Regions from separate parts of the Homo sapiens genome. Here region 2 is linked to region 1. The links are chromatin contacts, found by Hi-C or POLR2A ChIA-PET in ENCODE. All regions are on one chromosome and are shown on one strand. Each heading gives the region's core, a stretch centred on a gene start or an enhancer-like site at or near the end of the contact. The rest is flanking DNA. Distances are from core to core; before and after follow the strand shown.

What was found. A loop is a pair of places that touch in the nucleus more often than their neighbours do. ChIA-PET counts read pairs that join two places held with the same protein, here RNA polymerase II (POLR2A). Pooled maps may share reads with other maps.
Region 2: a map of IMR-90 shows a loop between it and region 1 (2.2-fold over the local background). The contact joins two enhancer-like sites. A Hi-C loop is called at or near these places in 1 of 168 maps with a recorded cell type or tissue (IMR-90) and 3 of 50 pooled maps. POLR2A ChIA-PET finds 5 or more read pairs at or near these places in 2 of 52 experiments (OCI-LY7 and PC-9).

Annotation. Positions count from the first base shown.
Region 1 is chr2:226,184,126-226,190,256 of GRCh38, forward strand. No RefSeq gene overlaps it. Among named protein-coding and RNA genes, the nearest start is that of MIR5702, 470 kb to the right of the region's middle. Within about 2 kb of position 1,791, at least 10 of the 41 ENCODE cell types and tissues checked have a DNase peak (open chromatin) inside an H3K27ac peak, as active enhancers do.
Region 2 is chr2:226,581,372-226,587,652 of GRCh38, forward strand. No RefSeq gene overlaps it. Among named protein-coding and RNA genes, the nearest start is that of MIR5702, 74 kb to the right of the region's middle. Within about 2 kb of position 2,405, at least 3 of the 41 ENCODE cell types and tissues checked have a DNase peak (open chromatin) inside an H3K27ac peak, as active enhancers do.

The DNA of each region.
Region 1 (6,131 bases), core at 541-3,040:
ATTTCCAAAGAAATCTCTAAGAAAAAACAAGACTTCTGGAGGGAGCTAGATAAGAAGGGCTGAGGAGAAGATAGGTGATTTCCGGCTGCCATGTCATTATTAACCACGAATAGAAGAAAAGAAATGCACAAGGAATAAAATTAATGTCTTTAAAAGATATGGATACATGTTAACATCAAAGAATTTTGAGCTCAGGATATGTATTTTACAATTTTAGCTAAATCTTGAATTATATGAATCTTTAAAATGTCAAGATGTGGCAAATAGGCTTCGCAATCATGGTTTGTCATCTCGTCAATGCTCTTGACTTTTGAGTTTTCATGTAGAGAAGACATTCCTTTTGCTATCATCCTTCTGATAAAATTAGCTATGTGTGTTGTGTAGCAGTATTTCCATCCACACACAAGGGTGTGACTTGGCATTCTTTGTTACAACTGCTACTCAACCACTTATTTAAAATAAAAGTCTAAAACTGAAATCCTCTAATGAGTTGGAAAAGTTTTGCTTTAAAAATTATCCTTTTAGAGTGATTTCCAGTGCCATTTAGGGGATATAAGGAAGGAAATTCCAAGGTGTCTGTATTTTATCTGCAAATAAAACGATCATGTGACCACATGCCTGTTTGATCTGTGCCTGGTAGCTTAGCATGGCTACAGCAAAAGACGCACTTGCTATAATCATTTCAACCCCCACCCAACCCAAATCATCAACATTTCTCATCAAAGGAGAACATTTACATGCTCTGAAACATTGAATGAAAATAAGTGAAAACCTCTTCAGATATTTGTTTTAAAAATTCTCTGAGAGTACATAGAGTTTGGATCATGAAAGCAGAACTCAATTCATACTTCTGATCCTTCCCGGTTTCACATTTTTAAAAAATGTTATTTCACCACCTCCATGATCAGAAGGCGATGAGCTTGCTTTGTTTCCCAACTGACCTATTCATATCAAGTTAGTTACACTCACTTAAGTCTCCCCACCACCTTTGGCCAATCCCACAGAGCCCTCCTATGGAGCTGGAAACTCATATAGAGACTTTTGTTTTTTATAGAGAATTCAATAGCTCAATGCCACAAGACACCCTTTCTTATTAAAACGAGAAAGAAATGCATGGAAGTTGTTAAAAACAAATCATTTTCCATTAGTAAAAGTTACATGATTGGAAAGAGAAGAGCACATTGCTGTAATTACCAGTACATTAAGCAGGGGATGAACAGCTGCGTGAACTTGGAGTCAGTAGAATAACAGCCACCGAGCCAGCTTCCCCATATGGTCCAAGCAAGGAGGTGGGGCTTCTAGCTGCCTGGGGGTTGGGGAGAGGTGAGGAGGGGGCAAACGAATCCCATTCAAGTAGGAAATGTAAGCCAAGAAATGTCTGGCTTCCCAATCCAAACCCAGATTTCTCTGTGCTGCACTGGAAAAATCCCCCTGGCCTCCATAACAAAAACCTCTAAAATCAATGTTGTCTTTTCCTAAAGAGAGCAAAATGTGAGCGTTTTCAGACTTTTGGCTACATTGCTACTAATAGAAAAGACGACCTCAGAAGGACTTAGTCACTTCCTCAGCTTTTTGGGGTGTGGCTATGACTTGGAATTATTGGTATCACTTAGTAAACACTGTTTGATCTAGCATTTGCCTTCTCTCCCAATTAAAAATAGAGTCTGGCCAACAATGACAGGTCCCCACCACCAGGTATTGGCCTCAGTCTGTTTCAGTGAAAAGCATTACAGCCTTCTAATTGGCATTCTCTTCAGAATTTGGCAAATTTGGTCAAAGCAGACCAGCACTATAGTAACCTTTCATTATCAATGCAAATCCTAACAGAAAAGCATTCCATTCTTCTTACATTGTACGTCATAAATGAAACACAATAAATTTTATTGTGAAACCTCCTAGGAAGACATTCCTGAATAGACAAAGCAGAAAATGCTTGCATTATACTAAACAGAGCTAAAATTTGATAGTTGCTGGAAGGGTTGGCTATAAGGAATCTAGCTGTTTACAGGGGAAATACCAAATAGGCTACATCATTTGCAAGGAGATGTTTTTGTAAGTACCATGTCCAAAACCATTTGGGTTTCAACTATATGAAGGTTATTATTGCAGAGAATGGTGACCAGCTGTTCTTCATTGCCTCCGAAAACAGAATGAGAGAAAAAATGGCATTAAAGTGGAATTGGAAGAATTGAAGCTTCCTAAAAATTTGAGTTTGTTAACAGGAGAAGGATCCACACTAGGGAGTTATAAAATGAATGCCTTTCATTTTCTGTTGCTTTTAGAAATAAAAAGTGGCACTTTTAAGACAATTCAGGTAAAATTTTGTCCATCAATAAAATACTGAATTTGATAATCTTACAAATTTCTATTAAAAATAATTTCAAAAATATTTAAGAAATATGACTATTGGAAATTAGGCTATGTCTGGAGAATAATTCATCCAGTCATGCTATGGTGTCAGGGAATATTGTAAAATGAGAGAGTATTATTAAAAGAATCCTGTCGGAAATGTGTGCATTTCATGCCATAGATTTATGCAGGCATATTCTAGGAAGAAGGATAATGACTTCCCTGTAAATTAATATTGTCTTCAGAAATATCTAAATTTACAAATAAAAGATAAACAGCCTGGGCACGGTGGCTCACGCCTGTAATCCCAACACTTTGGGAGGCGGAGGAGGGCGGATCACCTGAGGTCAGGATCACCTGAGCTCAAGACCAGCCTGGCCAACATGGTGAAACCCTGTCTCTGCTAAAAATACAAAAATTAGCTGGGTGTGGTGATGCATGCCTGTATTCCCAGCTACTTGGGAGTCTGAGGTAGGACAATCACTTGAACCCAGGAGGCAGAGGTTGCAGTGAGCCGGGATTGTGCCACTGCACTCCAGCCTAGGTGACAGAGAGAGAATTCATCTCAAAAAAAGAAAAAAGAAAAAAAAAAAAAAGAAAAACAATAGTATTCTACTCAATAGAATAGACACACTGCTATCTCTTAGAAAATTATTAGATTGATGAATACATAGATGTAAAAACATCATTTGGTGGGTATCAGGATTTCCACTGATAGTTGATTTGTGGACTCTCAAGAAATTTATACCTGTATTCAAACACATACTGTGATATTAACTTGCAGGACTTTCTTAATAAACCAACTGTGGGAAGGACACACATTCCTAGACTTTCATTCACAGGGCAAATCCATCATTGCCAGACTTCTGCTTTCCATAGAACACTCACTTTTCTGTTTTCTATTCAACTTGAATGAAAATTTCTACTAGATCTCATTCCAAATCCTCCCATGGGACAGAGCTACCTTTCAGCAATCAGTGCTTTACCAAGGGCCGCACTCAAATTTGAACATCTCAGTAGACATGGAATCAGAAGCGAGGGATTACTGAATTTCACTCTGAAAGCTTTTCTTCTCAGATACTGTAATAAAAAAGCACCACCTTCATCTCAGATGATTTGCAGCTTTTCTGACAGCTAACGTTTATCTCTGTGACTCTTGCATTCTAGGGAAAAAATACAATTTGTAGATAACTTTAAATATTTACCTTTTTTTTTCCAAGCAGGAAGCAAAGGGTAAAACAACCACACACACACACACACACACACACACACACACTCACACGCACACAAAGTTTCACTACATAGATACATCTTGATTTAAAATTCCTGGGCACTTAGGCTGCATGTCATGGCCCTCTGCGTGAGTTAAGTGGAGTCAGAGATTTCTGCCAAGTTATAGAGCTGGTTACTTACTTCAGGAAATATTCAGTTATTTCATTTGAAGTATGAAATTGCAGGAGCATCCAAAAGTTTACCAGGGTCTAAAACTACAAGTGAGCTTGTTATTTGTCTCTACTCTTTATCCTTCTATGGAGTAGTTCCAAGGGATCCTTTGAACCAGCTGCCCAGTTTTCATCCCTGTAAATAAATTTTTCTTCACACAGTACAGGGTCAACTTCTGAAGAAGAGACCGTTTATCATGGTAGTTAAAAGCACAGACTCAACCCAGACTGAATGGGCTCTAATTTCAGTTTTGCCTCTTAACAGCTGTGTGCCCTTTGGGTAAGATACTTAACCTCTCTGAGCCTCAGTTTCTTCCCCTGTAAAACTGGGATTTAATAGCATCTTTCTTAATTGGTTGTTTTGAGGATTTTAAAAAGTACTCAGAATCTTACCAGACTGTTTGCCCACAGCTCAGTAAATATGCACAGAGGTTGAGAACAGAAGGAATGAAACAGATCAGCCCAGAAAGACCACATGATCAAAAATCACCACTTTCCATACAGTAAGACAAATACAATACTCTTTAATATTTATCTTGGTGCAGCAGTGTATTAAGCCTGATTTTATTTTGAAGCAGAGGTAAAACTTATTTTACTTGCAGATATAAAACATTGCATAAAACTGTTCATGATGACCAGTTGCTGGGAAGTGGGGAGGATGTCATACTAGTAATTGTCCACACTGTCTACTTATCTTGTGCCTCTTCTGAACACAGTAGTAATAAATAGATGGGAAAGAAAAAATTACATGAAAGGTCTGATGAGTCCATTGTAACCAATTTGTACTATGTCCAAGAGAATGAGTCCCTAAAGTTTGGACCCTTCTTTATCCTTCATTCGTTGACCCCTTCCCAGAGTTTAGAGGCTGTCTTTATCCTCCCAAACCTTTCAAGACCAATTATCAGTATGATTTTCTTCACTTCTCACATATTTATTCAATCATTCATTTAACCAAAATTAGTTGAGCACCTACAGAGTCTTGGACTCTGCAAGACAGAGCAGGGGAGGAAGTTTGGGAGGGAAAGGTGTGAAGAAAGCCTTAGATGCACAAAGGTGAGTAAGATACAGTTCTCACCTTCAAGGAACTCATGGCCTATGTATAAAACAAACACTCCAAAGCCAACAAAGATTAGAAGAAAGATCACACGACGCATTATAAAATGGGGTGTGGGCAAGAAACCAAGTAGGAAGGAAGTAGCCAGCTCTGCTTAGAAAAGGTGGGAAGTTATCTCAAATAAGAAGGTGCTTGATTTTTAGGGCTACAAGAAAAGTTGTGATTCACTGGGTGACGACAGGGAAAAGAAGAGGCCAGGAAGCAGCTCGGGCAGAGGAAATGTCACATGCAAAGACACCAAGGCCTGGAAGAACATCAAATGAATATTGCATGCCTTATCATGTTTACGGTTGGAATGTAGTTTGTGTTGGGCAGAACTGGATTTGCAAACATAGCAATGGCCCAGGTCTCTTCAGAGAGTCACAAGTAATGGTAAGGTAGGAGGCCACTTATGAAGTCTGCTCATCTGATTTCCTGCCTGAAGGAAGGGAGGAAGAGTCCATAGATGCAACAGCCTTCAGGCATTTAAATGAAGAACGTGCTGATTTTCTTTAAAAATCAGCTTCTGGGAATTCTGGAAGATAGGGAGCTGGATATTATCTCCTGTTTTGCCTATGTCACATCCAAACATCTTAAAAGAGACAATTCTTAATGTTACAAAGAAATTATATGAACTCATAGTCACTTTGTTAATATCATAGTTTCTCTGGATATATAGCATTTACTTACACATTACCTAAATCAAATAAATTAATATATTGTGCTAATGACATAGAAATTTGCATTAAATAGCCTTTGGTCTAATAAATATTGCTATCCACCTCAAATCCTGCCAGTCAACTATCCTGAAAGAGAGACACTGTAATAAAATAATGAAATCAGCCTTTTGCACTTGTGACTGTGTCAAACTAAATGCAAGACATATCTCCAGAGCTGGAAAATTATATTCTCATTTATTTAATAAATAGTTACTGCTGACAGAGGTATCACAAGGTTGGGTCAGAAGACACTTTTCCTGTCCTCTCGGAGTTTACAGGATAATGGATTTAAATGAAAAATAATGGAAAGAAAAGAAAGGCCCTTGAACAGATGTCACTGATGCCTCTGCATATCACTGAAGCTCCTATCTGAGCAGGCATTTAAGAAGCTGGGCCTTGAAGAAGGAAAGATGGAAGCACATTCAGGCATAGAAAAAGCAATAAGCCAAGCCTATGCAAATAGACCCAGAGGGTTGGAGGTTGTTTCTGAAACAATGTTGAGGCCACTCAAAGAGGCCTTTTTACGGC
Region 2 (6,281 bases), core at 1,155-3,654, 400 kb after region 1:
AAGATGAGTAGGAAGAGAAACAGGTTTCAACCAGGAAGGACAAAGTTAATCAGAGTGTTATCAGTCAGAACCTTAAGGCAGATGCTGGGTAGGAAAGAAATCTGGAGCCCAGGTAGTAGACAGGACGAATGCAGCTCCAGGAAGAACACAAGGAAAGGGTAGAGAGGGACACCTTAGTGGGACAGGATGAGTACATCGACAAGTAATTTCCATTTTCAGCATTCCAGGATAATCATAGCAAATCTTATGTTCAAATTTCTAACAACATAAATAATTAGAAGAGATAATAATATCCTTTGTTAACACAATTTCATTATTCTTTTAGTTATTTTGATTTCCATGTGCAGCCCGTAAACCTGCAGGGGATCTTTTTAAAACCAAGCTATTAATTACTCCTTCCAAATGAGGGAAGGAATGAAAGCACAAATTCAGAAACAAAGAGCACCATTCCGATGAGATGATCTGTCCAAACACACCACAGGCCACTATTTTGACTATGCCCACATTAACACCCCACATTTACTTGCTGAATGGTGGAGTAGCTTGATCTTTAGGTGACCTAATAAAGAACTGGGTCTCTGTTGCTCATTGCAAAGTTAATCTCTCTGAATTTCAGTTTCTTCAAATGGAAATCATGAGGACTACGTGAGGCTGAAACACACACACATGCTAACATATGCAGTATCCCGTGCATATTCGGCACTCAGTAAATGTTAATCTCTCAGTCCTTTGCTTTCCTTAGTCTCTTCCTTCCTTGTTTCCATCCCTAATTATAGCAGAACCTGGCCACTTCCCTCTGCACTCACCATAAACACTAACAGCTTTGTATTGCATGCATTTGTAACCCTATCTGTGGTGTTTTTTTGTTTTGTTTTGTTTTTTGTTTTTTTCGTTTTTTGCACTCTGCAGACACAGGCTAGGTCAGAGGGGCCAGGGTTGACACTCTGAGAACAACCCTTAGTCAATACAAGCAAGAATTGGAGGATAAACACTTTCAGTTACCTGACTGCTCAAAGGGCTCATGTCCAAGGCATATTTTATATCGTCTCCAAGATGTCCCCAGCAGAAATGAGCCCCAAATGCCCATATCAACTTAATCATTAACATCCTGTATTGTTTTTTCCCTTCTCTGCCTCAAGTCCCCATTCTTCTCTTGGTTCTTCCTGGCATCACCTCCCAAATACACTACTCCTCACCAAATCCTGACCGGAGTCAGCTTTTGGTGAGACTCAACTCAAGACACTGAGCAACCCAACCAAGTGGTCCCTCCTGCTCCTGAATGGATAAGATATGCCCAAGATTTCACTTGAGATTGGACTGAGTAGAGCTCATTCCCTGGCCCCGGTATTTCAATAGCCCTTTGAAATGCAGCTTCAGCTCTCACTACTCTTCATAAACTCTTTTCTCAGACGTTTCCAACACTCTCGTAATTGCAAATTCACAGTCCTTTGATCCTTGTCATCCCTGCAGAACTCAACACTGATGTCAACCTTTACTTGAAACTCTTCTCCCTTGTTTGTTCTGAAATTCATTCCCTAGTTTTTCTCTGCCTTTTGTCTTCTCTGGATTTCCTTTAAATGCCTGTTCTTTACATGTAGGCTTTCACAAGACTCTCTAACTAGAATTTGCTTCTGACTTTGTATTCTCCTCCTTGACATTCTCATCCACTTTGATATCTCAAAATATCTTCTTTCTGCTTTTGGCACCTAAACCCACATCTTTAACTCTATCTTCTGTCCTTTTGATCAAACTTCTTCTCAGCTATGGAATGATTTAATGCTGGTTGAGTTACTAGTGCCAGTGAATGAACACTGCTCAGACCAATATCAAGTGAAATCTTGCATGTATCTTATCCACTCAAGAGCAAGATAGAGCTATTGATTGGGTTACTCAGTGTTTTGGGTTGAGTTTCACCAAGAGCCAACTGGAGCAAGAATTTGAGGAGAAGTGTGTTATTTGGCAAAGTCCTGGTAAGCATATCTACATAAAAATTCTCCCATCACCTCAAACCCAAGTGTTCCAAACTGAAGTCTTTATCCGCCTCCCCCCGACAAGCCTGTCCCTTGTCCTGTGATTCTTGCCTCAGTTAAATTGCCTCTACCTCCCAGTGATGCTTCATGTTGAAGTCCTCTCTTTCATTCACGTCCTTTTCCCAAGGAGTTTCTCTCATATATGTTGCCTCCTTTCAGGTGTCTTTAGTTCAGAGTTTCATGATCTCTCATCAAGAATAACGCAGTTGCTTACTAACAGCATTGACTTAGCAACTCACCATTCACCATCCATTGCATGTATATAATCACATAGCAAAATTCCCATGTGCTGGGTATTATCATTAGCCCCATTTTAGAAGTGGAGATATTGAACCTCAAAGAGGTTAAGAAGCTTCTTCAACATCACCCCAGCCAGTACTCAGTGTACTGACTAGAAAATCAGCTAGAAAAATCTTGAAGAATTTCCACTATGCTAGATGACTCATTGGAGTGGATTGTAAAGTCCTTCCTGCATTTTATGCATCAGAGGAGAATACACTTTCTACTGCTACAGTAAACATAGTCTTTGAGAGGGTAGAATATTAGCTGGAGCGTGGACTCTGGGCATGGACTCTGGATTCACTCTGGCCTGGGTTTAGATCTCAGTCTTGCCATTTACAAGCTCCATGGGCAAATTAGTAACTTTTCTAAGCCTTCATTTTTCCCATTAATAAAATGGAACTAGTCAAATCTACTTCAGATAACTGTAGTGAGAATTAAATGAAATACTGGAAGAAAAGCATCTAGTATATGCCTGGCATGTTACAGGTGCTCTGTAAATAGTAATGATCATAATAATAATTCTATAAAGTTTTTTTAAACCAAGGAAGAAAACAGAAGGGAGTATAAGGGATGACGTAACGATGTAAAAAAGTAGTTTCTTTTTGAACAAAATTTTAGAACAAATAAAACAGGCAAAATCTCAAATCTGAACACTCACTTAGCAATGCCAAACTAAGGAGTCATTTTCATAAAGGTAGAATGTACTAAAGCAATACTTTATTTGGCCACACCATCTATTTACAAATCTTCACCACTGTCTCTGAAAATGAAGAAATATAGCCCTCATTTGGTTTGGATTCTACCTGTCTTCGCAATTTTCGCAAAGGTTCTCCATCCTTCCCCTTACAAAAAGCTATTTCAGGTCAATCCAAAAAAGTAGTGACAGATCAGGACAGTGACAGATCACTAATGCCTTGAGGCTGGTCTCAGCGCTTACAGGCATGAGTGGGAAAGGCATTAGACTTCATGGTTCTGTCATAGAGGAGCCACGCTCACATGACAATCTTTGGTGGAGTCTATGGTCATATCTTTGTGTCAACCAAATCCACATTCCAGAGCCCATCAGTGATCAATCCACTGTCTGGGTAGTGTGTTGGTATAAGAATAGGCATTCAAACTGGAAAAATGTTGACACAGTAATTTTCTCTATGTGGTTTAAAGAAAAAGTGAGCAGAGATATTATAAAGATGTGAGATTCCAGTGAGACAGAAAAGTATGGCTAGAACCTCAGTGAGAAGAGGTGCTGATCTCAGGAGACAATGACTGAGGCCAGCGTTCTGCTCAGCCAGGGTGGGAACAGTGAGTAGGTTTTACTGAAAATGACTGACTTGAACATTTTCTCATGGTGGAAAAGGGATTCTGGGTTATACAAAGGTTTGGAGTGTAAATCCATTACACATCTGCAATGCTCCCCACCTCAAAAAAAAAAAAAAATATCTAAAGTTAAGTAAGAAGTTTGATCTAAAATGGGCTGGCTATGTTTTGGCAAGTCCAGGAAAATGAGAATGCTTCCATTGGAACTATTTCATTCTCCATTGCAAAACCTAGGCCTCTTTCTTTAGAAGTCCAGTGAACTATCCCTACAAGTTCAAACAGTGTCTGCCCCGGGGTGAAAGGTAGGGAGGACCATGACATAGTAAAATCTAGAGACAGGGAGAAGCCTAGAAATGTGGTGGCACTAACAAAGCACTTTCATCTTCAAAGCTCTTTATAAGTGTTAATTAATTCATCCTTCCCACACCCATATAAGGCAGCAAGAAGAGATCAAAGAGCTCTGCACAGAATTTGGCAGGATCAGCACAGGGAAGCATGTAGCCCACACATTGAAAATAAGGGAGTAAGTAAGCACTTAGTAAGAGCTCTTCTCCCAAGCCCCACCTCCTCACCACCACCTCCAACCCAAAAAAAAGTCACATTGAGGAGATATTCTGGAAGAGAGAGATAATGTAGTATTAGGAAAGACACATTTAGTGACCCCATGTCCCCTTCTAAAAATATAATTAGAGAAGAAGATAAATAAGCTTTAATCCAAATAATCCTCGTTGTTCCTGAGTTCATTAAAACCAAATCTGTTAGAAAAAAAAAAATCCACTACACCAGAAATCACTAGATGATCAAGGAGAAAACAGTTCTGCAGAAGAACAGAATCCAGACCATGGGGGCCAAACATACATAGGTTAATAAATCTGGTTATTTCATCATTCTGCTTTTATTTGTTTATTTGCTTACAAATGTGTGAAAATAGATCTGATTATTTCCAGTAGATTTAGAAACTGATCTAGAAAACATAATTCTTTTGTTTCAGTGGAACTTAACAGAACATTCAAATCTTTTTTAAGAACTCTTTTAAAATATTCTAAAATTTCGAAGTAAGATACCAAGTATTTTTTTTCAACTGTTAGTTTAAGTTCAGGGGTACATGTGCCAGATGTGCAGTTTCGTTACATGGGTAGACATGTGCCACGTTGGTTTGCTGCGCAGATCATCCCATCTCCTAGATGTTAAGCCCAGCATCCAATAGCTATTCTTCCTGATGCTCTCCCTCCCACAACACTCACCTCCAACAGACCTCAGTGTGTGTTCTTCCCCCCATGTGTCCATGTGTTCTCGTCATTCAGCTCCCACTTATAAGTGAGAACATGAGGTGTTTGGTTTTCTGTTCCTGCATTAGTTTGCTGAGGATAGTGGCTTCCAACTCTATACATGTCCCTACAAAGGACGTGACCTCATTTCTTTTTATGGCTACATAGTAATTTCCATGGTTTATATGTACCACATTTTCTTTATCCAGTCTATCACTGATGGGCATTTAGGTTGATTCCATGCTTTGCTATTGTGAACAGTGCTTCAGTGAACTTACACAAGCATGTATCTTTATAACAGAATGATTTATATTCCTTTGGGTATATATCCAGTAATGGGATTGCTGGGTCAAATGGTATTTCTGCCTCTAGGTCTTTGAGGAATCACCACACTATCTTCCACAATGGTTAAACTAACTTACACCCCTACCAACAGTGCAAAAGCATTCTTTTTTCTCCGCAACCCTGCTAACATCTGTTGTTTTTTTACTTTTTAGTAACAGCCATTCTGACAAGTATGAGATGGTATCTCATTGTAGTTTTGATTTGTATTTCTCTAATTATCAGTGATGTTGAGCTTTTTTCATATGTTTGTTGGTGTGAATGTCTTCTTTTGAGCAGTGTCTGTCCATGCCCTTTGCCCACTTTTTAATGGGGTTGTGTGTGGTTTTGTTTTGCTTTGTTTTTTATAAATTTATTTAAGTTCCTTGTAGACTCTGGATATTAGACCTTTGTCAGATGGATAGATTGCAGAAATTTTCTCCCATTATGTAAGTTGTCTGTTCAGTCTGATGATAGTTTCTTTTGCTGTGCAGAAGCTCTTTAGTTTAATTAGATCCAATTTGTCAATTTTTGCTTTTGTTGCAATTACTTTTGGCATTTTCCTCATCAAATCTTTGCCCATGCCTATGTCCTGAATGGTATTGCCTAGATTTTCTTCTAATTTTGGGTTTTAGATTTAAGTCTTTAATCCATCTAGAGTTAATTTTTGTATATGGTATAAGGAAGGGGTTCAGTTTCAATTTTCTGTATATGGCTAGCCAGTTCACACAGCAACATTTATTAAATAGAGGATCCTTTCCCCATTGCTTGTTTTTGTCAACGTTATAAAAAATCAGTTGACTGTAGGTGTGTGGTCTTATTTCTGACTGCTCTATTCTGTTCCATTGGTCTATGTGTCTGTTCTTGTACCAGTACCATGCTGTTTTGATTACTATAGCCTTGTAGTATAGTTTGAAGTCAGTTAGCATGATGCCTCCAGCTTTATTCTTTTTGCTTAGGATTGTCTTGGCTATTTTGGCTCTTTTTTGGTTCCATATGAATTTTAAAATAACTTTTTCTAATTCTGTGAAGAATGTTAATGTTAGTTTAATGGAAATAGCATTGA